Linked DNA regions of Homo sapiens: region 1 is linked to region 2. Evidence: chromatin loops called from intact Hi-C (ENCODE). Cell type or tissue: lower leg skin. All regions are shown on one strand. Each heading gives the region's core, and the rest is flanking DNA. Links, peaks and the distances in the headings are about the cores only. Region 1 overlaps TMEM51-AS1 (TMEM51 antisense RNA 1). Region 2 overlaps FHAD1 (forkhead associated phosphopeptide binding domain 1).

Evidence for each region. Peaks named below come from ENCODE experiments on the same cell type or tissue, not always from the same donor. Only the 100,000 strongest peaks of a DNase experiment are listed, where the experiment ranks them.
Region 1: it touches region 2 in a loop (6-fold over the local background); 89 of 110 quality-filtered maps call a loop at or near these places.

What each region holds. Positions count from the first base shown.
Region 1 is chr1:15,127,182-15,138,518 of GRCh38, reverse strand. The region is part of intron 1 of TMEM51-AS1 (TMEM51 antisense RNA 1); the gene reads left to right. Among named protein-coding and RNA genes, the nearest start is that of TMEM51-AS1, 20 kb to the left of the region's middle. In lower leg skin, for the core only: no CTCF peak of the experiment used is centred there; no DNase peak of the experiment used is centred there.
Region 2 is chr1:15,300,817-15,312,153 of GRCh38, reverse strand. FHAD1 (forkhead associated phosphopeptide binding domain 1) reads right to left here. Exons shown (of 34, transcript NM_001391957.1): 6 at 10,713-10,949; 7 at 3,418-3,541. Among named protein-coding and RNA genes, the nearest start is that of FHAD1-AS1, 37 kb to the left of the region's middle. RefSeq lists an enhancer at 6,085-7,284. In lower leg skin, for the core only: CTCF peaks have their summits at 6,995 and 7,203 (motif pointing right); a DNase peak (open chromatin) is centred at 7,243.

The sequences.
Region 1 (11,337 bases), core at 4,991-7,490, 170 kb after region 2:
CTTTTATTGTTGTTATTGGAGAAAAGCTCCTAACGTAAGCGAGACTGTTCTGAGTCAGGGAGAGGTTGGAGTGGTGAGGTTGCTGCTCTTGAGTGAGGGATTGGGTTGTTGGTCTCAGCAGACCTGTGGTTTGAATGGCAAGGACACAGTCCTGGTAGTTGAACTAGACTCTCCGCTGTCTCTGCAGATGCTGGAGAACCAACCATGGAGGCTCTGTGGGATTCACCCAGAGAGGCGTAAAGGCCAAGAGGAGAGCACCAGGCTGAGATTTCCTCTCCATCCCTCCTTGGATTATGAACTGTGGGAGGAGATGGGCAAAGGATGAAGGAGGAGGCTACTTAGAGGCCTTGGCTCTCAGGAAGGGGGTGGGAAGATGGGGAGAGGTAGAAGATGAGTGGGGAGCCCAAGCAGCTCTGCCCTGTGTCCTCCTGGCTGCTGGGGCCCCAGTCGCTCAGGAGGAGGAAGCCACGGCCAGACGTGCTGAGTTAATGACCTTGTGGGCTGCCAGGGGAGGTGGGAGCCGCCACCCAGTCTCGTGGAAATTCCCTGATGACGGGTGGCTGAGAACCTCTGTGCACTGGAACCACCCTCTGGTTCTAGGCCTTTTTCTTATTTTTTGTTTCTTCTTTTTCTTGATGCATAATTTATGTTCAGTGAGGTGCAAAATTCTCAGGAGGCTGGCTTGATCAATTTTTTTTTTTTTTTGAGATGGAGTTTTGCTCTTGTTGCCCAGGCTAGACTGTAATGGCGCAATCTCGGCTCACTGCAACCTCTGCCTTCCAGGTTCAAGCGATTCTTCTGCCTCAGCCTTCTGAGTAGCTGGAATTACAGGCATGTGCCACCAAGCCTGCCTAATTTTTGTATTTTTAGTAGAGACAGGGTTTCACCATGTTGGCCAGGCTGCTCTGGAACCCCTGACCCCAGGTGATCCACCCACCTTGGCCTCCCAAAGTGCTGGGATTACAGGCGTGAGCCACCATGCCCAGCCAATGAATTTTTACATATGTATATACTCATATAGCCACTGCCTGGATCAAAATCAAGAACATTCCCTGACCCAAAGAAGGTTCCCCTTGTATCCTCTTCCAGTCAAAACCCCTAAAAATAACCTCAGCTTGAACCTTCATCACCATAAATTAATTTTGCCTATTTTTGAACTTCAAATAAACAGAAATCATGCAGTATGTATTCTTTTGTGTCTAGCTTCTTTCATCATCATTGAGTCTGGGAGATCCAGCCAGGATGTTGTGTATAGCTGTATTCTTCTTCTTCGTTGCTGTGTAATACTCCATTGTATGAATATACCATAATTTATATTTTCATTCTCCCATTGATGAGCTTTAGGGTTGTTTCTAGTTTGGGGCTATTATGAATAAAACAGCTATGATCATTTGTGCGCATGGCTTTGGCACCCAGGAGCATTCATTTCTGCCAGGCATGCACACAGGAGTGTTTCCAAGCCTTGTAGTCATTCTACTTGAAAATGCTCCAAGATAAGGCAAAAGGGACCTAGTGTGTGTCCCTCACCTCCCCACCCCATACCCACTCTAGACCAGGCTCTGGGCTCCAGGCATGGGAGCTGAGAGGCAGAAAGAAGAGAGAGGGCACCACGCCGCAGCAGCCACATTCAGAAGAAGATGTAAAAACCCCTCTTGCCAGGTGGGTGTGGTGGCTCATGCCAGTAATTCCAACACTTTGGGAGGCCAAGGTGGCTGGGTCACCTGAGGTCAGGAGTTCAAGACCAGTCTGGCCAACATGGAGAAACCCCGTCTCCACCAAAAATACAAAAATCAGCTGGGCGCAGTGGCAGGCGCCTGTAATCCCAGCTACTTGGGAGGCTGAGGCAGGAGAATCACTTGAACCTGGGAGGCGGAGGTTGCAGTGAGCCGAGATTGCCCCGTTGCACTCCAGCCTGGGTGACACAGTGAGACTCTGTCTTAAAAACAAACAAACAAATAAACAAACCCTCTTGCCAACAGCACTTCCGCTTTTAAAAAGGTCATCTGGTCTTTTGCTGGAAATGTGTGCATGAGAGGTTTTCTGAGCCTTGGGAGAAGGTTCCCTTCCCGATGGTGCCTGTTGACCTGAGATGATCTAGTCTAATCTTCCCATTTTACAGGTAGGAACTGGTGTCCAGGGAAGGGAAGTGATGCTTCCAAAGCCACACAGCTGGTAAATGACAGGGTCAGGAACACCAAGTGCCTTAGCTTCCAGTGGCTTTGTGTGGGGAAAAGAAAGAGAGATCAGATTGTTACTGGGTCTGTGTAGAAAGAAGTAGACATAGGAGACTCCATTTTGTTCTGTACTAAGAGAAATTCTTCTGCCTTCAGATGCTGTTAATCTGTAACCTTACCCCCAACCCTGTGCTCCCTGAAACATGTGCTGTGTCCACTCAGGGTTAAATGGATTAAGGGCTGTGCAAGGTGTGCTTTGTTAAACAGATGCTTGAAGGCAGCATGCTTGTTAAGAGTCATCACCACTCCCTAATCTCAGGTACCCAGGGACACAAAACACTGCGGAAGGCCGCAGGGACCTCTGCCTAGGAAAGCCAGGTATTGTCCAAGGTTTCTCCCCATGTGATAGTCTGAAATATGGCCTTGTGGGAAGGGAAAGACCTGACCGTCCCCCAGCCCGACACCCATAAAGGGTCTGTGCTGAGGCGGATTAGTAAAAGAGGAAGGAACGCTTCTTTGCAGTTGAGACAAGAGGAAGGCATCTGTCCCTGGGCGATGGAATGTCTCAGTATAAAACCCGATTGTATGTTCCATCTACTGAGATAGGGAAAAACCGCCTTAGGGCTGGAGGTGGGACAGGCGGGCAGCAATACTGCTCTTCAAGGCATTGAGATGTTTATGTGTATGCATATCTAAAGCACAGCACTTAATTCTTTACCTTGTCTATGATGCAGAGAACTTTGTTCACGTGTTTACCTGCTGACCTTCTCTCCGCTATTATCCTATGACCCTGCCACATCCCCCTCTCTGAGAAACACCCAAGAATGATGAATAAATACTAAGGGAACTCAGAGGCCGGCGGGGATCCTCTGTCTGCTGAACGCCGGTCCCCTGGGCCCCCTTTTCTCTTTCTCTATACTTTGTCTCTGTGTCTCTTTCTTTTCCAAGTCTCTCGTTCCACCTAACGAGAAACACCCACAGGTGTGGAGGGGCAACCCACCCCTTCAGCTTTGTCTGTAAATTGGGAGGAACAATTAGATGCATTGATCTTCCCCAGAGATAATTGGGCTACCTTGGAGCCATTGTCATCAATGTTTAGGGTTTTCTAGTAACCATTCTTCCATGGTTTTTGGATGCAAGCTTTTATTTTTTAAATTTATTCTTTTTTCAACTTTTAGATTCAGCAGGTACATGTGCAGGTTTGTTACAAAGGTATATTGCGTGACGCTGAGGTTTGGGGTTTGATGGAACCCGTCACCCAGGTAGTGAGCGTGGTACCTAACAGATCGGTTTCAACCCCTGCTCCCGTCTCTCTCTCCTCCCTCATAGCCTCCAGTGTCTGTTGTTTCCATCTTTATGTCCATGTGTAGATGCCAGATGTCACATTTACTCTATTCAACATTCAAGAGACCATTTTGAGGCCGGGCGCAGTGGCTCACGCCTGTAATCCCAGCACTTTGGGAGGCCAAGGTGGGTGGGCAGATCACTTGAGGTCAGGAGTTCAAGACCAGTCTGGCCAACATGGTGAAACACTGTGTCTACTAAAAATACAAAAAATTAGCCAGGTGTGGTGGCAGGCGCCTGTAATCCTAGCTACTCGGGAGGCTGAGGCAGGAGAATCACTTAAACCCAGGAAGCAGAGGCTGCAGCGAGCTGAGATTGTACCACTGCACTCCAGCCTGGGGGACAGAGCAAGACTCCATCTCAAAAAAAAAAAAAGTCAATGTCCTTATGGTAATCTATAATGCCCTACTGATGCCCTCTGCCTGCCTCACTTCTCTGACCTCAGCTCCTACCCCCCTCCCACTCACCTCACTCCAGCCAAAAGGTCCTCCTCAATGTTCTTCAGCCCGGACCCCAGTGCCTCTGACCCCAGGGCCTTTGCATTTGCTGTTCCCTCTGCCCAGAATAGGATATCAAACAGTGTCATCTTAGACGAGATCTCTCTCCAGCTCTTGGCTTCACCTCTTCTGTACTGTCTTATTCTTAGGCAGCCTCTCTTTTTCATTGTGGTGCCTCTGGCTCCTCCAGGCTGTCATCCTCCAAGGGGAAAAGAGAGTATTTCTCTTGGCCAATAGTTCAATATAAGTCCTGGAATGGAATCGTATTGGCTCTGATGAGGTCACATGCTCATTGCTGACCCAATCTCCAGGGACAGGCAGGAGAATGGAACACGAAGCTCCCATGCTTCACTGAAACCACAGGGTTCCACGTGGAATACGGGGAGGGAACAGGTGGGCTGAACTTGCAGCTATGATCCAATACTAATGGTGACAATAAAAATGATAACAACAATAATAGTAGTGGCAGCCAGCATTAACACAGTGCTTGCTCTGGTCTCAGCAGCAGGAAGGCGGGAAAACATCTGAGACCTGGGCCAGATGCACCTGTCAAGGTGTCTTAGGAAACTCTTACCTTGGGTGTGCAGTTGGGCTGAGAAAGCAGTGATATCCAATCTTGTCCACATGTTAGCAGCTTCTTTTAAAGAATAACTGTGGGACCCACCTCAAACCAATTGAATAGGAACCTTCTGGGGTGGAAAGGAACTCTAACATTAGGGTTTTTAAACTCTCCAGGTACTTCAAACATGCCTTGGCTCTGTATATTAGTCCGTTCTCACGTGGCTATAAGGACATACCCAATACTGGGTAATTTATAAAGGAAAGAGGTTTAACTGACTCACAGTACAGCATGGCTGGGGAGACCTTAGGAAACTTACAATCATGGTAGAAGGGGAAACAAACACGTCCTTCTTCACAGGGTGGCAGGAAGGAGAATGAGAGCTGAGTGAAGGGAAAAGACCCTTATAAAACCATCAGATCTCATGAAAACTTACTATCATAAGAATGGTATGGGGGAAACCACTCCCATGATTCAATTACCTCCCACTGGGTCCCTCCCATGGCACGTGGGGATTATGGAAACTACAATTCTAGTTGAGATTTGGGTGGGGACACAGCCAAACCATATCACTCTGGTACTAAAAACCAGCTAGCTCATTGGGGCTGGGGTGTGCTATCTGCAGTTTCAGCAACCACCCAGGTGATTCTCCTGCTCATTTATAGCTTGAGGGTCTCTGCACAAGGGCCTTACTTCCCATAATTGCTTGGCACCCTGAGGTCAACAGATAAGGCTGGTCCTGACCAGAAGTGACCTGCTGGTCACATGAGATCACCTGCTAGTCACCTGAGGGCTGAAAGAATAAACATCTCAGGCACCTCGTGACCATTCTGCAGGGGGAGCTTGATGCAAGGTCTCTTGTATGAGTCTAAGAATCTTTAAAATTGCCCTGTTCGCTTTAGAAGGACCCCAGTTTTATTTCTTGATGTTCTCATTTTCCTATGAAATTAGTAGTATCTTTCATTCCTGGAGGAAAAAACTAGTCCTTGCCCCTTGTGTTAAAAATTATTTCTCTCCTCCCAGGTATGCAGTTCTACAGACAAATGGAGATTCTTTAATAGCAGGGCTGCCTGGGGGAGAAAAAGTTATTCTGGCCTTATTTACCCAATGGCATTTCAATTGACAATGAACACGAATGCCCTGATTGTTGTTTTGTGGGTTCTGGCCAGTCCACACCGGAGCTGGTTACATTTCAAAAGTTTCTTGATAGGTGGGTGCCTGGGAATTAAAATATATTTCCTTGGCCTGGTGTGGCTGGTCACACCTGTAACCTCACACTTTGGGAGGCCGAGAGGGGAGGATAGCTTGAGGCCAGGAGTTTGAGACCAGCCTGGGCATAGAAAGACCCCATCTCTACAAATTGTGTGTGTGTGTGTGTGTGTGTGTGTGTGTGTGTGTGTGTGTGTGTGTATTTTTTTTTTCTTCTTATAGTGACAGTGTTATCAAAACCAAGGTGGTTTTCCAACTTAGCCCACAAATATCTATTCAACTCATATAATTGTAGAAAGTAACCTGGGTGCAGTGGCTTACACCTGTAATCTCAGCACTTTGGGAGGCCAAAGCAGTGGATCATCTGAGGTCAGGAGTTTGAAACCAGCCTGGCCAACATGGTGAAACCCTGTCGCTACTAAAAATACAAAAATTAGCTGGACGTGGTGGCATGTGCCTGTAATCCCAGTTACTCAGGAGGCTGAGGCAGGAGAATCGCTTGAACCCGGGAGGCAGAGGTTGCAGTGAGCGAAATCTCATCACTGCTCTCCAGCCTGGGTGACAGAGCAAGACTCTGTCTTGAAAAAAAAAAAAAAGTACTATCACAACATGAGTAAGTTTTCACTTATGTAACTCATCTAAGATTTTAGATGGGAAAATGTAAAAACTGATTCCAGAGTTAATAGAACTTGTGTTGTTGGAAAAATGTTCACATCTCCCTCTTAACCCAAATGTTGGCCCGGAGTGTCTGTGTCTGGGTGCTGTGCTGTGAGGGCCGGGGGTCACCATCCTGGGCAACGGCTTCGTGCAGACACCTGCTCAGTCAGGCTGGAGGCCCCAGCAGCCAACCAGCTGCTGTTTCTCAGTCTGGTCACTGCCCAGACCAAAGCAAGGACAAGAGAGGGGACAGGTGCTCTTGGGAGATGCAGTTGAGAGCAGGGATGTGCTTAGCTGGGGCTGCACCCTGGCAGGCACAGACTTGCTTTGAGATATTGCATTTTATCTTGAACAAATTCATGCCACCTTTGCATTCTACCCAACAAAACTCTCACATTTGCGGGGCACAGTGGCACACGCCTATAGTCCTAGCTACTCGGGAGGCTGAGGCGGCAGGATTGCTTGAGCCCAGGAGTTCAAATCTAGCCTGGGCAACATAGTAAGACCTTGTTTCTAGAAAAACCAAACCAAAACGATTTGTTTTATTATATACAGCTTAACCCTTCTGTGCCTCAGTTTCTTCATCTGTAAAAGAGTGAAAATAGCAACACCTGCCTTGTAGGGTTGCTGTGAGGACCGAATACATTTCATTATATTTAATGAACTTAGAATAATGCCTGTCACCTAGTAAGCACTACACAAGGTTAACTATTACTATTATCAATGTTGTCACTATTATTCATCTCATTAACTTACTAGTTGTCTGGAATCAGTTGCCTGGGAGTGGCCCCTACTCTGGTTTTCAACACAACACACTCTTAAGAGCCAACTGCACACTCTGGGGGAGGAAGGGCAATGTTTCTGCAAATTGTTGTTCCCTTGGCATATTAGTTATCTATTCCCATGTTACAAATTATGCCAAAACGTAGTGGTTCTGTGAAAAACAGTATGTATTATTTCATAGGTTCTGTGAGTCAGGATGAAAGCTGGTGCTCCTGGTTCAAGGTCTGGCACAGGCTGCAGTCAAGATGCCTAACAGGCTGCATTATCCCGAGGGTCAACTGGGGAGGGACCTGCTTCCAGGCTTACCCACGTGGTTGTTGGTAGAACTCAGCTCCTTGCAGGCTGTTGGCCAGAGACCACTTTAGTTCCTGGTCAAATGGGTCTCTTTATGGGATGGCTTACAACTTGGCAGCTGGCCTTATCAATGCAAGCAAATAAGGAGACACACACACACACACACACACACACAGAGAGAGAGACAGAGAGCGAGCACGCCCACACATACACAAGCAAGATGGAGGTCACAGTCTTTCATAACCTAATCTCAGGAGTGACAGCCCATCATTTTTACTGGATTCTATTCTTAGAAGCAAGACATGACCAAGGAGAGGGGACTTCACAAAAGGTGGGGTCATTGGGAGCCATTTAGAAGCTGCCTGGTCTGTTGGGGGCACAACACCTTGAGATCATGGGCATTAGAACCAAGTTTGATGCCAACTTTTAAAAAATTTTATTATTGGATCTTGAATTCCTAGCCTCAAGTGATCCTCCTGCCTTGGCCTCCCAAAGTGCTGGGATTACAAGGATGAACTGCCATGTCTGGCCCAATGTGAGCTGTTTCTCTTACCTAGTGTTAAAATAAAATGGGAGGCCATTAGGCTGAGGTGGCTCCCATGCCCTGGGATTCTATATAAACAAGGTGAAGCTTAACCTTAGCCAATCATAAAAGACCAGCTAAGCATTAATTACATGATCAGGAACTTTCCACCAGGATCATCTAAATAAGGCAACTGCCCAAACCTTAACCAATCAAATAATTTCTTTATTTTCCACATTCCTTATTTAATTTATCTGATTTTCCTCTTTACTCTATCAAAGCCCTTCCTTCAAACTCCTCTGGAGGAGCCCTGAACCACCTTCGATTTGGTGCTGCCCAGTTCATGAATTGCTGTTTGCTCAAATAAACTCTTTAACTTTTTAATGTGCCACCATTTATCTTTTAACACCAGCAGTGTGAGTCCCACACGTTGCTCTATCTCACCCAGCCTCGTCCCTGAGGATCAAATGTTACCTACCTTGATGAGCCACCTTGCCCAGTGTGTGAGTTTCCCGTGGCTGCTGTAGGAGATTGCCACAAACTTGGTGGCTTATTCTTGCACGGTTCAGTGGCCAGAAATATGACATGGGACTCACTGGGCTAAAATCAAGGTGTCAGCAGGGCTGTGTCCCTTTCAGGAGGCTCTAGGGAGAATCCGTTCCCTTGTCCTTTCCAGCAGTGAGAGGCTGCCGGCACTCCTTGGTCTGTGGCGCCTTCCTCCATCTCCACAGCCAGGAATGGAAGTTGAGTCTTTCTCATGTTGCACCGTTCTGACCTTTTCAGTAGCCACACTTACCTCTGACCCACTTCTTTCTCCTCCTTCACCCAGCGTTAAGGATCCCTGTGGCTACATAGGGCCCCCTGGATAATCTAATCTAGATATTCTTCCTATTTTTAGGTCAACTGATGAGCAGCACTCATCTCACCTGCAACCTTAGCTCCCTCTGCCATGTAAAGTATCACAGTCACGGGTTCTAGGAACCAGAGTGTGGGCCTCTGGGGACCCATCATTCTGGTGACCATGGAGTCCTTCCTTGAATCAGTTTTCATGTGACCCAAGGGCCTCCCCTTTCTCACAGGCCACACCTGGCTGCCTGATTGTCCCTGGCAGGGGGGTCCTGGCACCCAGAGGAGGAGGCGCTCCCCATATGCCCAGGGGCCAGGAGGGAGGCTCATTAATCGTGTAGGAACATGAAGAGGAGGCAGGCGGCTGGACAAAGTGATGTTCAGGGTCTTGCTTCGAGGTTCCCACGTGTGTGTCTGACTCCCTGGGGCTGCCCACGTGGTCCTGTGGTCCTGTGGTTTTACTCCAGGAGGCCACCTGCCTGCCACCCCTCAGAGGAAGGGAAAAAGCTGCCGTTTCACGTTGGAGCTGCACGCACAGAGGAAGACCTCCTGCCTGGCATCAGGCCATTCCTCAACTCATCTCCTGCTGGGTGGTCTATCGTCCTCACAGCGTGCTGGGCTCAGGATCTGGGCCTCCTGGCTGGAAGGGAATCTGGGTGGCTTAACAGGTTTTATTTGTCCTGAGGCCAGCTTTCAAATTTTGCCGACCCCACTGATGTTTCTGGCATCCTGTGGAGGAAAGAAAACAAAAGCCATTTCCCCCCCAAAAGCCACCTTTTGGGATTGCAGACAGCTGGCAGGGATGGTGGGGGGCCCTGCCCACCTGAAACTTTGTCTACTGGGCCTGGATCTCTGAGTGGCCTAGGCTGCTTTGGTCCTTCTTGAGCTGAGCTGGGCTAGGCTGGTGAGGGGCGTATTGTCCTGCCATCTAGTGGCGAGTTCTGGGACTGCGAGCTATAATGGCCCAGGCGCTGCCTATAGTGGAGCCATATATACCAGGGCGGTTGGTCCCAGGCCCCTGGTCATGCCACAGAATCACCAAAGGAAGTTTAAAAACTACGTAGGCTCCAGACTCACCCCACACCTAGTGAATCAGAAATCCCGAGGCCTGGAAATAAGCATTTTAACTTTAGCGTGTAGATTCCCTAGGCCCTATCTCAAAACCCTAAATTATTGGCTTTGGAGAAGGACCTAGAAATCGGAACTTTTAACAAGAGTACTCCAGTGACTCTCGTGAGCAGCTTGACTTGAACACCACCCATTCAGCTGCCCACAAGATAAATGAGGCAACTGTGGGATGTAGATTATTTTAAAAGCTGATACAATATTCGATCGTATTACTAGGAGCATAAAGTCCAGGTTAAGGGAGGATAGCAGTTAAAAACATCTGGGTTCGAATCCCTACTTTTGATACTACTAGTTATGTGACCCGGGGCCAGTGTCTTAACTTTTTCCTGCCTCTGTAAAGTGGGGATAAGAGTACCTGTCTGCCAGGATTACAGCAAGGACTCAATTAGATCTCATGTAAAGGGCACAGGGCCTGACCCTTGGGAATTGGGCCCTTCATTACGATTCCACTGCTTGGGCCTATGTGGGAGCACGGTGTCCTTATTCAGGGATGTATTTATGAGAGGATTGTCCAGAGAAGGAAGAGATGGAAGGGGAGACCATGGAAGAAGGACAAGGGGCATGGAAAAGGCTTGAGGGTCTGTAATGGGGTTGGGGGAAGGAGATGTTTTGGGAGGGAGGCATTTATGCTGCTTAAAAAAAATAACAGGCCAGGCGCGGTGGCTCACGCCTGTAATCCCAGCACTTTGGGAGGCCGAGGCGGGCAGATCACCTGAAGTCAGGAGTTCGAGCCCAGTCTGGCCAACATGGCGAAACCCTGTCTCTACTAAAAATACAAAAATTAGCCGGGTGTGGTGGCTCATGCCTGTCATCCCAGCTACTCAGGGGGCTGAGGCATGAGAATCACTTGAACCCAGGAGGCAGAGGTTGCAGTGAGCCAAGATCGTGCCACTGCACTTCAGCCTGGGTGACAGAGCAAGACTCTGTCTCCCCAAAACAAAACAAATAACAGAGGGTCAACGTGGAAGAGGGACCAGGAGGCAGAGTGATAGAAAGTCCCCATGAGCAACTGGAACTAAGAAGGGCACAGGCAGACTCATGGTACAGTGAGCTCACAGCCACAGGAGACTGCAGGCCGATGCTGCATGAGGAATCTGTTGGGTGCCATAAAGCAGTGGTTCCCAACTGTGGCACTTATGTCCCTCATGGAGTGTGACCTGATTTGGGGGACATGCAGGTGAGCATTTGCAGGAATATTTATTTGTATATTTATGTGCATACTTGGCACATAGAGGCACACATATCCGTACCCACATCTATGTATTAGAAAACAGAGCCAGCGTCTTAGGCCTGTGGTTACACAGACACAGGCAGTGATGTCAG
Region 2 (11,337 bases), core at 5,907-8,406:
CTGTGGAAGTGGTGAATGTGACTTCCCAGGGTGAATCATCAAAGATGTTGTGGTTTCTTCTTTGCTCTCCTTGGATCACTCAGTCTGGGGAAAGCCAACCGCCATGTTGTGAGGACACTCAAGCAGCCCTAGGGAAGGACACACATGGTGAGGAACTGAGGCCTCCAGCCAACAGCCATGTGAGCGAGTCATTCCAGAAGGGGATCCTCGAGCCCTAGTCGGGCTTTAGATGACATGACAGCAGTAGCTCCTGCAACCTCGTGAGAGACCCTGAGCCAGACTAAGTCACTCCCAAGTTCCTGAACCACAGAAACCGGGTAAGATAAACATATTTGTTGCTTTTTTGGGATAACTTATGTGACAGCAGATAGTCAATATATTATTGTATTATCACATTGAGAAAAAGTGAGAAGAAGGGTGCATAATGCAGTGGTATTGGGTTATCTCATACGGTCCTTTTCTTAGAAAAACATTCATCCTAGTTTTATTGGTGGGTATCAATCAAGAATCAATCTTTATTGCACAATCAAGGATGTGTAATAAAGAACAACATGATTCAGAATTTCATTGTAAAAATGAGCTTCGTCCGGGGACACAGTTAAGTTCCTTAGAAACAGACTGCTCTCTCTGGGGCTTGCCTGCATGCTTTGTGAGGCGGGACCAGAGTGACCTTTTCTCTAGAATGAATTTGGCTTGAGTCTCTACCAGGTGCCCTGTGTAGTGCAAGGTTGCCCCATTCTGGATGGTGGGAAAGTGAGCTACTCTCAGGCCTACGTGGGCTTCGAGATGGTTCCCTCTGCTCCTCCTGGGTGGTTCCTTCCCTGCCCACATGCACGTGCTCATCACACCTGACTCTGCTGAAGACTTGAGGCGGACCCTCTGAGATCTCCGGGGTGCTCTCCGTGCAGCCCCCTCCCGCCTGGCACGCCACCCAGCAAACTCAAGCTGTGCTGGCTTCTCCACCTCCATCTCCTCAAGTCGGGCTGACCACTGGGCTCTGTCTGGCTTCCCCTCCCTGCTGTGGTCTGGAAACTCTCTCCAGCGCAAGCCAGCCGGGGGCAATCGTAGATTTCATCTTGTTTGTTTCCACTCCCTCCCAGATCATCGTCACATGCTTCTTGGGGCCAATAGATGGAAACCATTATTTCAGACATTTTTTTCTGTTTGTTTGGTTTTTGTTTGTTTGTTTGAGTTGTTTCAGGCAGGTGAGGAAATCCGCACCTTGTTCCTCCATCTGCCTCTCTTCCTGTGGAAGATGGGGTTTGTGATGTGTTGTGATGGCTTCTGTGAGCCTGGGTCACTGTGTGGCCACAATGACCAAAGCCCCTACTGACCCATGATGGGCTCAGGGTGGAAGCAGGAGCTGAACCTGTCTATTGTGAGCCACTGAGACTTGGGGGACTGTTTGTCACTGCAGCGTAACCCGGCCCAGTGCTTCTCGAGCTTAAGTGTGCACAAGCAGCAGCCGGGAGGCTTGTGAAAATGAAGATTCTGATCGGAAGGTCAGGAGTGGGGCCTGAAATTCCCAGTTTCTCACAAGGATCCAGGTGATGCTGATGCTGCTGGTCCAGGGACCACACTTGGGGCCGTGAGAGTGTAGCCCATCCCAGGCCATACCTGAGCCCAGGTCTGTCTGACTCCTTGATTAGAGGAGTGGTGTCTGAGACAGGCTTGTAGCGTGGATGGGGTGTGATGGACAGACGCTGGGGAGGAGGGCAGGGCCCAGCGAGATCCCCCTGGGATGCCTGGTGCCCAGAGCAGCCCTGCCCATAGGGCTCACAAGTATCCAAGAACATTCCATGTTAGGGAAGAACAGAGGTAGAAGCCTGGAGTGGGGAGGGGGACTGCAGAGTGAGGCAGAGGGAAAGCCACGGCCAGGCGGCCTGGGTCCTGCGGAGACAGCGATTGTGTCTGACTCAATGCTACGCTCTGCTTTCACAGCCACGGGCATGTTTCCTGCTGTGCAGGGGGGACTTTAGGAGCAATATGCCCAATCTGGACTCATTCCCTCTCCACCACCTGCTTTTCTCTCTTCCCCCTTTCTCTGTCCATGGCCCTATCATCTGCAGGTCTCGAGACATGCCATTCTCTGCCTTAAAAACCCTAACGTGTCCCATCACACTTAGAAGAAAACCTGAACCCCTCCCATGTAATGTGGCCCTGCCTCCCCCCTGACCCCACCAGGTCCCATAGCCCCTTGTTCCCTGACTCCAGCCACACTCGCCGGCAGTTGATCCAACACCGTGGCTTGGTCCAGCCTCGGGGCCTTTGCACCTGTGCTCTCTGCCCAGCATACCGTTCCCAGGGGCCTCCCGACAGCCCCTCCCACCTCCTCAGAGATATCCCTGCCCAGGCACTAAGCCAGGGATGTCCAATCTTTTGGCTTCCCTGAGCCACACTGGAAGAAGAAGAAGGGTCTTGGGCCACGCATAAAATACACTCACGCTAATAATAACTGATGAGCTAAAAAAAAAAATCGCTAAAAAAAAAAAATCTCATAATGTTTTAGGAAAGTTGAGGAATTTGTGTCGAGCCTCATTCAAAGCTGTCCTGGGCCATATGTGGCCCGCAGGTCGTGGGCTGGACAAGCTTGCACTAAGCTATTCTCCTTCACTTCACCCCCTGAGTGCTTCCCCACCACGGTGTCCAGCTTTATTTCCTCTGGAGCACTGATCTCTCTCTGGTATGGGCTTGTTCATTTATCTTTTTACTTCTTATTGTCTGTCATCCTCTCCCAAGTGTGAGCCCCATGAGCAGAGGGGCAGAGGGATCTTGACTGCTCAGGGCTCTCTCTCCCCAGTGCCTAGAACAGTGCCTGGCATCTAGCAGCTGCTCCATAAATGTGCTGAATGAATGAATGAATGAATGAATCCAGGCTAAGAAACAGCTGTGCCTGGCAAGGGTGGGCCATGAGTTGGCTGCCCCCTTGCCCACCCAAGTTCTTGAGTATCCAGCTACCTCTCAATTAGCAAAATGCTTTCGCTCCGGCCCAAGAGCACCAGTGTGAGATGGGTAAGAGGCTGGGTGCCTTAAACTGGCAACCCCATTTTAGCCACATTCTAGTTTGCATTCACAGCAAACTGGCTCATGGGACTGCCTGAGCTGCAGCTTGTCCTGTGTGTTCCCTGGTGAGGTCCATGCTCAGCAGGCCTTTTAGCTAACAGATAACATTTGCTCAAATATTTATCAAGGGCTCACTCCAAACCAGGCCCTATGCTAGGAACTGGATGGCACATAAACCTCTGAGGGTGAACTCAGATTCATGGACAGGAACTGCCTAAAGGGCTGCTGGGAAGAACTCTGAGGCTGCAGCCAAGTTCAGTAACAAAAAGTATGTGGTTGATTGGTGATGTCTGCTGTGGCCAAGAACAACGGGTGCGGGAGTGGCAGCTCCCAGGCCCGACTCCAAGGGCTCACCTGATGTGATAGCGTTGTCTCTCTTTAAGTTCTCGCCCTCATTCTTCAGGGATGTGATTTCTGAGTTCCGCTCTGACAGGGTCTGGCACAGCACCTTGCTGTAGCCTTTCTGTAGGGCACTGATCTGTGGGAGGAGGTGGCACAGTCAGAGGGGGGCTGGCCCACGTCTGGGAGACACACAGGTACTTCTCACAAGCTTGACAGAAAGATTCAGATTGAGTTTTGGCTGGGGTGTTGGGGAAACCAAGCTTTTTAGTTTTAACCAGTGGAAGGGACAGGGGAGGGCCTGTTCCTTCAAGGACCACCACTTCCTATGTCATCAAAACATGAACCTTATCTTTGTGCCCATAAAGGGGCCCAGGCCTGGCTGCCACTGGGGACACCTGGTTTCTTAATGTGCCTTCTGATGACCTTTGGACTCTCAGCCATAAACAGATCACCTGTTGGTTCCAGGTCGCCCAGTACTGACTGGATACAGAGCAAAGTTCAAGAGAGGGAAGCATGTTATAAAATTAATTCCCTCAAATGATAACAATAGGTTATATCTCACAGAACACTCTAGAACCTACAAAGCCCACTCACAGACACTACTCCTTCAACAGAGCCTCATGGCCTCTCCACAGAAGGCTCCTGGGAATGCTCCCGTATTAGTCTGTTTTCACGCTGTGATAAAGACATACCCGAGACTGGGAAGAAAAAGAGGTTTAGGCCGGGCGCAGTGGCTCACGCCTGTAATCCCAGCACTTTGGGAGGCTGAGGCGGGTGGATCATGAGGTCAGGAGATCAAGACCATCTTGGCTAACACGGTGAAACCCTGTCTCTACTAAAAATACAAAAAATTAGCTGGGTGTGGTGGCGGGCACCTGTAGTCCCAGCTACTCGGGAGGCTGAGGCAGGAGAATGGTGTGAACCCGGGAGGCAGAGCTTGCAGTGAGCCGAGATCGTGCCACTGCACTACAACCTGGGTGACAGAGTGAGACTCCGTCTCCAAAAAAAAAAAAAGAGAAAGAGGTTTAATTGGAATTACAGTTTCACTGGCTGGGGAGGCCTCAGAATCATGGCAGCGGCAAGAGAAAATGACGAAAAAGCAAAAGTGGAAACCCCTGATAAACCCATCAGATCTTGTGAGACTTATTCCCTGTAACTAGAACAGCATGAGAAAGACCAGCCCCCATGATTCAATTACCTCTCCCTGTGTCCCTCTCACAATGTGTGGGAACTCTGGGAGATACAATTCAAGTTGAGATTTGGTGGAGACACAGCCAAACCATATCATTCTGCCCCTGGCCCCTCCAAATCTCATGTCCTCACATTTCAAAACCAACCATGCCTTCCCAATAGTCCCCCAAAGTCTTAACTCATTTCAGCATTAACCCAAAAGTCAAAGTCTCATCTGAGACAAGGCAAGTCCTTCCCGCCTATGAGCCTGTAAAATCAAAAGCAAGCTAGTTACTTCCTAGGTACAATGGGGGTACAGGTATTGGGTAAATACAGCCATTCCAAATGGGAGAAATTGGCCAAAACAAAGGGGTTACAGGGCCCATGAAAGTCTGAAATCCAGCAGGGCAGTCAAACTTTAAAGCTCCAAAATGATCTTTTGACTCCAGGTCTCACATCCAGATTACGCTGATGCAAGAGGTAGGTTCCCATGGTCTTGGGCAGCTCCATCCCTGTGGCTTTGCAGGGTACAACCTCTCTCCCAGCTGCTTTCATGGGCTGGCGTTGAGTGTCTGCGGCTTTTCCAGGAGTACGATTCAAGCCATTGGTGGATCTACCATTCTGGGGTCTGGAGGACGGGGGCCCTCTTCTCACAGCTCCACTAGGCAATGCCCCAGTAGGGACTCTGTGTGGGGGCTCTGACCCCACATTTCCCTTCCACACTGCCCTAGCAAAGGTTCTCCATGAGGGCCCCGACCCCACAGCAAACTTCTGCATGGGCATCCAGGCATTTCCACACATCTTCTGAAATCTAAGCAGAGGTTCCCAAACCTCAATTCTTGACTTCTGTGCACCTGCAGGCTCAACACCATGTGGAAGCTGCAAAAGCTTGGGGCTTCCACCCTCTGAAGCCACAGCCCAAGCTCTATGTTGGCCCCTTTTAGCCATGGTTGGAGTGGGTGGGATATAGGGCACCAAGTCCCTAGGCTGCACACAGCATGGGGACCCCGGGCCTGGCCCACAAAACCACTTTTTCCTCCTGGGCCTCTGGGCCTGTGATGGGAGGGGCTGCTGTGAAGGTCTCTGACATGTCCTGGAGACATTTTCCCCATGGCCTTGGGGATTAACATTAGTCTCCTTGGTACTTATGCAAATTTCTGCAGCTGGCTTGAATTTCTCCCCCAGAAAATGGGTTTTTCTTTTCTACTCCATCATCAGGCTGCAAATTTTCTGAATTTATGCTGTTTCCCTTTTAAAATGGAATGCTTTTAACAGCACCCAAGTCACCTTTTGAATGCTTTGCTGCTTAGAAATTTCTTCTGCTGGATACACTAAATTATCTCTCTCAAGTTCAAAGTTCCACAAATCTTTAGGGCAGGGGCAAAATGCCACCATTCTCTTTGCTAAAACATAACAAGAGTCACCTTTGCTCCAGTTCCCAACAAGTTCCTCATCTCCATCGGAGACCACCTCAGCCTGGGCCTTATTATCCATATCGCTATCAGGCTTTTTGTCAAAGCCATTCAGCAAGTCTCTAGAAAGTTCCAAACTTTCCCACATTTTCCTCTCTTCTTCTGAGCCCTCCAAACTGTTCCAACTTCTGCCTGTTACTCAGTTCCAAAGTTGCTTCCACATTTTCAGGTATCTTTTCAGCAATGCCCCACTCTATTGGTACCAATTTACTGTATTAGTCTGTTTTCACACTGCTGATAAAGCCATACCCGATACTGGGAAGAAAAAGAGATTTAATTGGACTTACAGTTCCACATGGCCGGGGAGGCCTCAGAATCATGGTGGGAGGCGAAAAGCACTTCTTACATGGCGGCGGCAAGAGAAAATGCGGAAGAAGCAAAAGCGGAAACCCCTGATAAAACCATCAGATCTCATGAGACTTATTCACTATAACGAGAACAGCACAGGAAATACTGGCCCCCATGATTCAATTACCTCCTGCTGGGTCCCTCCCACAACATGTGGGATTTCTGGGATACAATTCAAGTTGAGATTTGGTGGGGATGCAGTCAAACCACATCAGCTCCCATTTTGCAAGTGAGGAAATCAAGACTCAGAGGGGTGAGGTTGCTTGCTTGGGATTGCACGGATCAGTCGGTGGTAGAGTTACGATCCAAATCCAGGCTTTAGTTGCCTGCTTCCAGTTCTTTCCACGTGGCTCTAGGAACCAGCATTAACAGCCTGAGGCCGTGGAGCATGGTAGGGACTCAGGAGCCAGACTGCCATCTGCAAAATCCGTCTCTGTGTGAAGGTAGGGAGGACACCAATTCTGTCCCATTTTTTTATTCTGTAAGTGTGGTGACAGTCGTAATTTCAGGGTTGTTGAAAGCATTTTCATAAGTTAGTACATGTAAGAGTACATAGACCATGCCTGGCTCCCCACATAGACACTAGCTCTGATTATTCTACGGTGCGTTTTAGCTTCTGCTTCTCTTGCCTGTCTCCAGGAAGGTAGACTGATAGTATTTTTGTGTGCATTTGTAAGCCTTGCCTAGGCTCACTTAAACACCAGTGTGATTGTTATTAAGAGGAGTGCAAGAATCCCTGTTAATCATCTCATCGTGTTGCAGGCATATCATAAGATATGACAGGGTGGGAGTCGGGGGGGACCCCGACAATGCAGATACGGTGTGCCCTGCACCTGGCCACCAGGTGGCGCTCACAGTCTGTTTTTAGTGTCTGTCCCTGAAAACCTTGTGGCTATGACTCGGTGGTAGAATTAACAGAAGGATCAAGGTTTCACAATTTCTACGGCCCATTTCGTGCACCAGTCACATCTTCCCTGGGGCATCTGAGACACTGGAGAAGGGGTGCTCACTAGAAGATGGAGGGACATGGGCTGCAATGTCCCAACCCTCTCCAAGGCCATACTTGCGCAGGTCTCCACTTCGGAAACTTGGAGTGAAAAAAATTATTTCACCTCTTCCTGTTTTCTGTGGGGACATGCAACTCTCCCATAAAAAGGCACTTGGAATTTTTTTTTAAAAAAGTTACAGCTCTTCTCAGCTTAATGCTTTTGTTTGTATACCAGAGGCACAACACAGAGAGAAACTTCCAGAAGGGATGGGAAAATACATCCCCCAGACTCCAGTGCTGTCTGACAGATAGGAAATGTTTCAATCTAAGTACCAGAGCTTTAGGATATCAGACTGTGGGAAAACTCCAAGTAGTCTTCAAACATCTTCATCAATTTCATGACCAAAATAAATATCCATATTGTCTATAATTGGCATAAATCCCCAGGTGTTAGTGCCTATTACACTGTGTAATAAAATGGGCACTGGGTCATAAGAAAGTTAATAGTGCTAGGAAGACTGATTGCTTTAAGATACTAATTCAGCTTCTAATTAGCACAGGCAGTGCAGGCCGCATGGCGGTACGCATTGTCTTGGGGTATTGTATCAGATCGAAGGGCTTTGAGAGCAAATCGTTATGCACACACTTTCAGGAGACCCAGGAGAATAAAGTAATCAGAACAATAAATCAACCTGCCATGTGGCTTGTACGTCTGCTTGAATGTTCTGTTGGCAATAGAATATTTAAGAGACTAAAATGTGAGCAGATGAAACTTGATTTGGATTCAGACCAACTGCATCCTTTAGCTCAGAGATGCTTTGTTATAAAGTATCATCTTTCAATTATGAGCCAAGATCAAAGTGGGGGGAGGAGTATTAATAAGTCAGAGTAATTCTTTCTTTCTTTCTTTTTTTTTTTTTTTGAGACAGAGTCTCACTCTGTTGCCCAGGCTAAAGTGTGGTGGCATGATCTCTGCTCATTACAACCTCTACCTCCCAAGTTCAAGTGATTCTCCTGCCTCAGCCTCCCAAGTAGCTGGGATTACAGGCACGCACCATCACGCTTGGCTAACTTTTGTATTTTTAGTAGAGACGGGTTTCGCCATGTTGGCCAGGCTGGTCTCGAACTCCTGACCTCAGGTGATCCGCCTGCCTTGGCCTCCCAAAGTGCTGGGATTACAGGCGTGAGCCACCACGCCCGGCTACAGAGTAATTATTTATAGATAATTTCACGGTGAAAGATAAATTTCCAGATAATGTGAGCACTTTAAACAATACCCAAAATGTGGACACAGACTCAAAGAGATGTGACAGTTACTCATCCTTAACCTTGTATCTGGACAAGACACTTCACTTAGTGCAGGAAAGCTCTGAAATGGGAGAGTTACTGAAAAAGATGGAGATCTGGTTGCAAAACTGGGTTCAGATGAGAAGAGAAAGAGGCTCCTCAAGGAGTTAGAGACATGTCCAGGCAGCTGTCTGCAGCAGTATTTCCTATAGGACCAGCTCCTTTCATTGCTCTTTCAAAAACAGGTCTGAAGGAGGGTCACTGCCTCAATATTAGGGCATATATTTGTCTGTTTTGTTGTCTACTCTGTCCCCCTCATTGGAACACAACTGTAAGAAGACAAGGATCAGGTCAACCTTGTTCTCTGCCGAATTCCCAGAGCGCAAAAGAGGGCCTGGCACTGGGTAGTCACTCAACAAACGTTTGAATGAACGAATGAGTGGATGAATGAATGAATGAACAGACACTGTCCTATTCTGGAAGGTAACTAGGCCCAGCCCTTGCCCTTGTGGAGTTTATAGTCCCGGAAAGACTCTTCGAGGTTCACCATGTCTAACCTAGGCTTTTTCCAGGGCTGAAACTGTGCACCCTGAACTGGGTACAGAAGGCAGAGGCCAAAAGCAGTGAATCGGCGAACAGAGGCCCCAGGCATGTCCACAGTTTAACCAGCATGATGCACTGAGGGTGAAATTCACCAGTGGCCCATTACTCTTTTAACAACTTTGTTGACTGATATACAATATCACTGACCACTTTTTTTTTTTTTGAGACGGAGTCTCGCTCTGTCGCCCAGGCTGAGTGCAGTGGTGCTATCTTGGCTCACTGCAAGCTCTGCCTCCCAGGTTCATGCCATTCTACTGCCTCCCGAGTAGCTGGGACTACAGGCGCCCGCCACCACACCTGGCTAATTTTTTGTATTTTTAGTAGAGACGGGGTTTCACTGTGTTAGCCAGGATGGTCTTGATCTCCTGACCTTGTGATCTGCCTGCCTCAGCCTCCCGAAGCGCTGGGATTACAGGCGTGCGCCACCGCGCCCAGCCATCACTGACCAATCTTAAAGTAAAAAAAAAAAGAATTTGAATCAAGTTTCAAGAGAAACGTACATGACTGGTAAATTCAGAAATTCCAGGTGAAGAATTTTTGTTTGATGAAATTCCCTATAAGTGAACCAGTAACTAACTGCCTTCAGGGTTTGGTAAAGGCCTCTGTGTTTGGAACACCGGGCAGTTCCTTCTCCCCACTTAGCTAACTTCCCATAGCTCTCTCTGGCTGGGGCTGGATTTGGGTGAGACGCGGTTACTGAAGTGACAGCATTGTGGGGAAATAGGAAATCGAGGTGAGAACATGGGGTCTGCGAGAAGGCGGACCTGAGTTCAAATTGCACTGCCACCTCTCACGTGCTGTGCAAGCTGTAAGCAGTTCCTGGGTGTCTCTGGGCCTGTCTTAGACTTTTTTCTTTCTTTCTTTTTGAGACAGGGTCTCACTCTGTCACCCAGGCTGGAGTGCAGTGGCGCCATCTCAGTTCTCTGCAACCTCTGCCTCCCAGGTTCAGCCTCGGCCTCCCAAGTAGTTGGGATTACAGGCATGCACCATCACGCCTGGCTAATTTTTGTATTTTTAATAGAGACAGGGTTTCACCATATTGGCCAGGCTGGTCTCAAACTCCTGACCTCAAGTGATCTGCCTGCCTCAGCCTCCCAAAGTGCCAGATTACAGGTGTGAGCCACAGCGCCCGGCCTGGGCCTGCCTTAGACCCTTCATCTGTAGAATGGATGTGTCAGAGGATTGTGAGGTTTAAATAAGTTAATCTAAAGCGCTTTGCACTAGTTCTTGCACATGGCCAGTGCTGAACAAAGGCTGATCTTGTTCTTACCATGCTAGGAAACTGCCGAATCTCCCAGTCTTGTGGATTTGTGTTCTTAACCACCATGCTCCACTGACCACGCGTTCCCTAACTCTGGGTGGCTCACCTTGGTTGGTGGTCCTGGGGCCTCCCGGGCCTTGGCCTGAGAGCTGTGCTGTACCTCTCAGGCTCTGCCTACCTGGCTTTTCAAGCTCTGGATCTCTTTCTGTTTGGCATCGATGTCTTCATCCAGAACCTGACACTTCTGCGAGATCTCCTTCTCATTCTGCCTGGAGGTGGTGGTCTCTGACACCTTCTGACTCAGCTCAGCCACTTCATTCTGCAGGTTTGCTATTATGACGTCTTTGTATTTGGATTCAATTTCATAATCTGAGAGACGGCTGACCTCTTTTCCCAGCAGCAGAATTATTTCATCCTGGGTAGAGATCAGATGGGAGGCTTACTAGGTGTGGGCCTAGGTGTGAGGCTGAGCCCATTAAAAAAAAGTAGGGGCCGGGTGCGGTGGCTCACGCCTGTAATCCTAGCACTATGGGAGGCCAAGATGGGTGGATCGCCTGAGGTCAGGAGTTCGAGACCAGCCTGGCCAACATGGTGAAACCCTGTCTCTACTAAAAATACAAAAATTAGCTGGGTGTGGTGGCAAGCGCCTGTAATCCCAGCTACTTGGGAGGCTGAGGCAGGAGAATCGCTTGAACCCGGGAGGCAGAGGTTGCAGTGAGCCCAGACCATGCCATTGCACTCTAGCCTGGGCAACAAGAGCAAAACTGTCTCAAAAAAAGGTAGGAAAATTATAGTGTAATTAT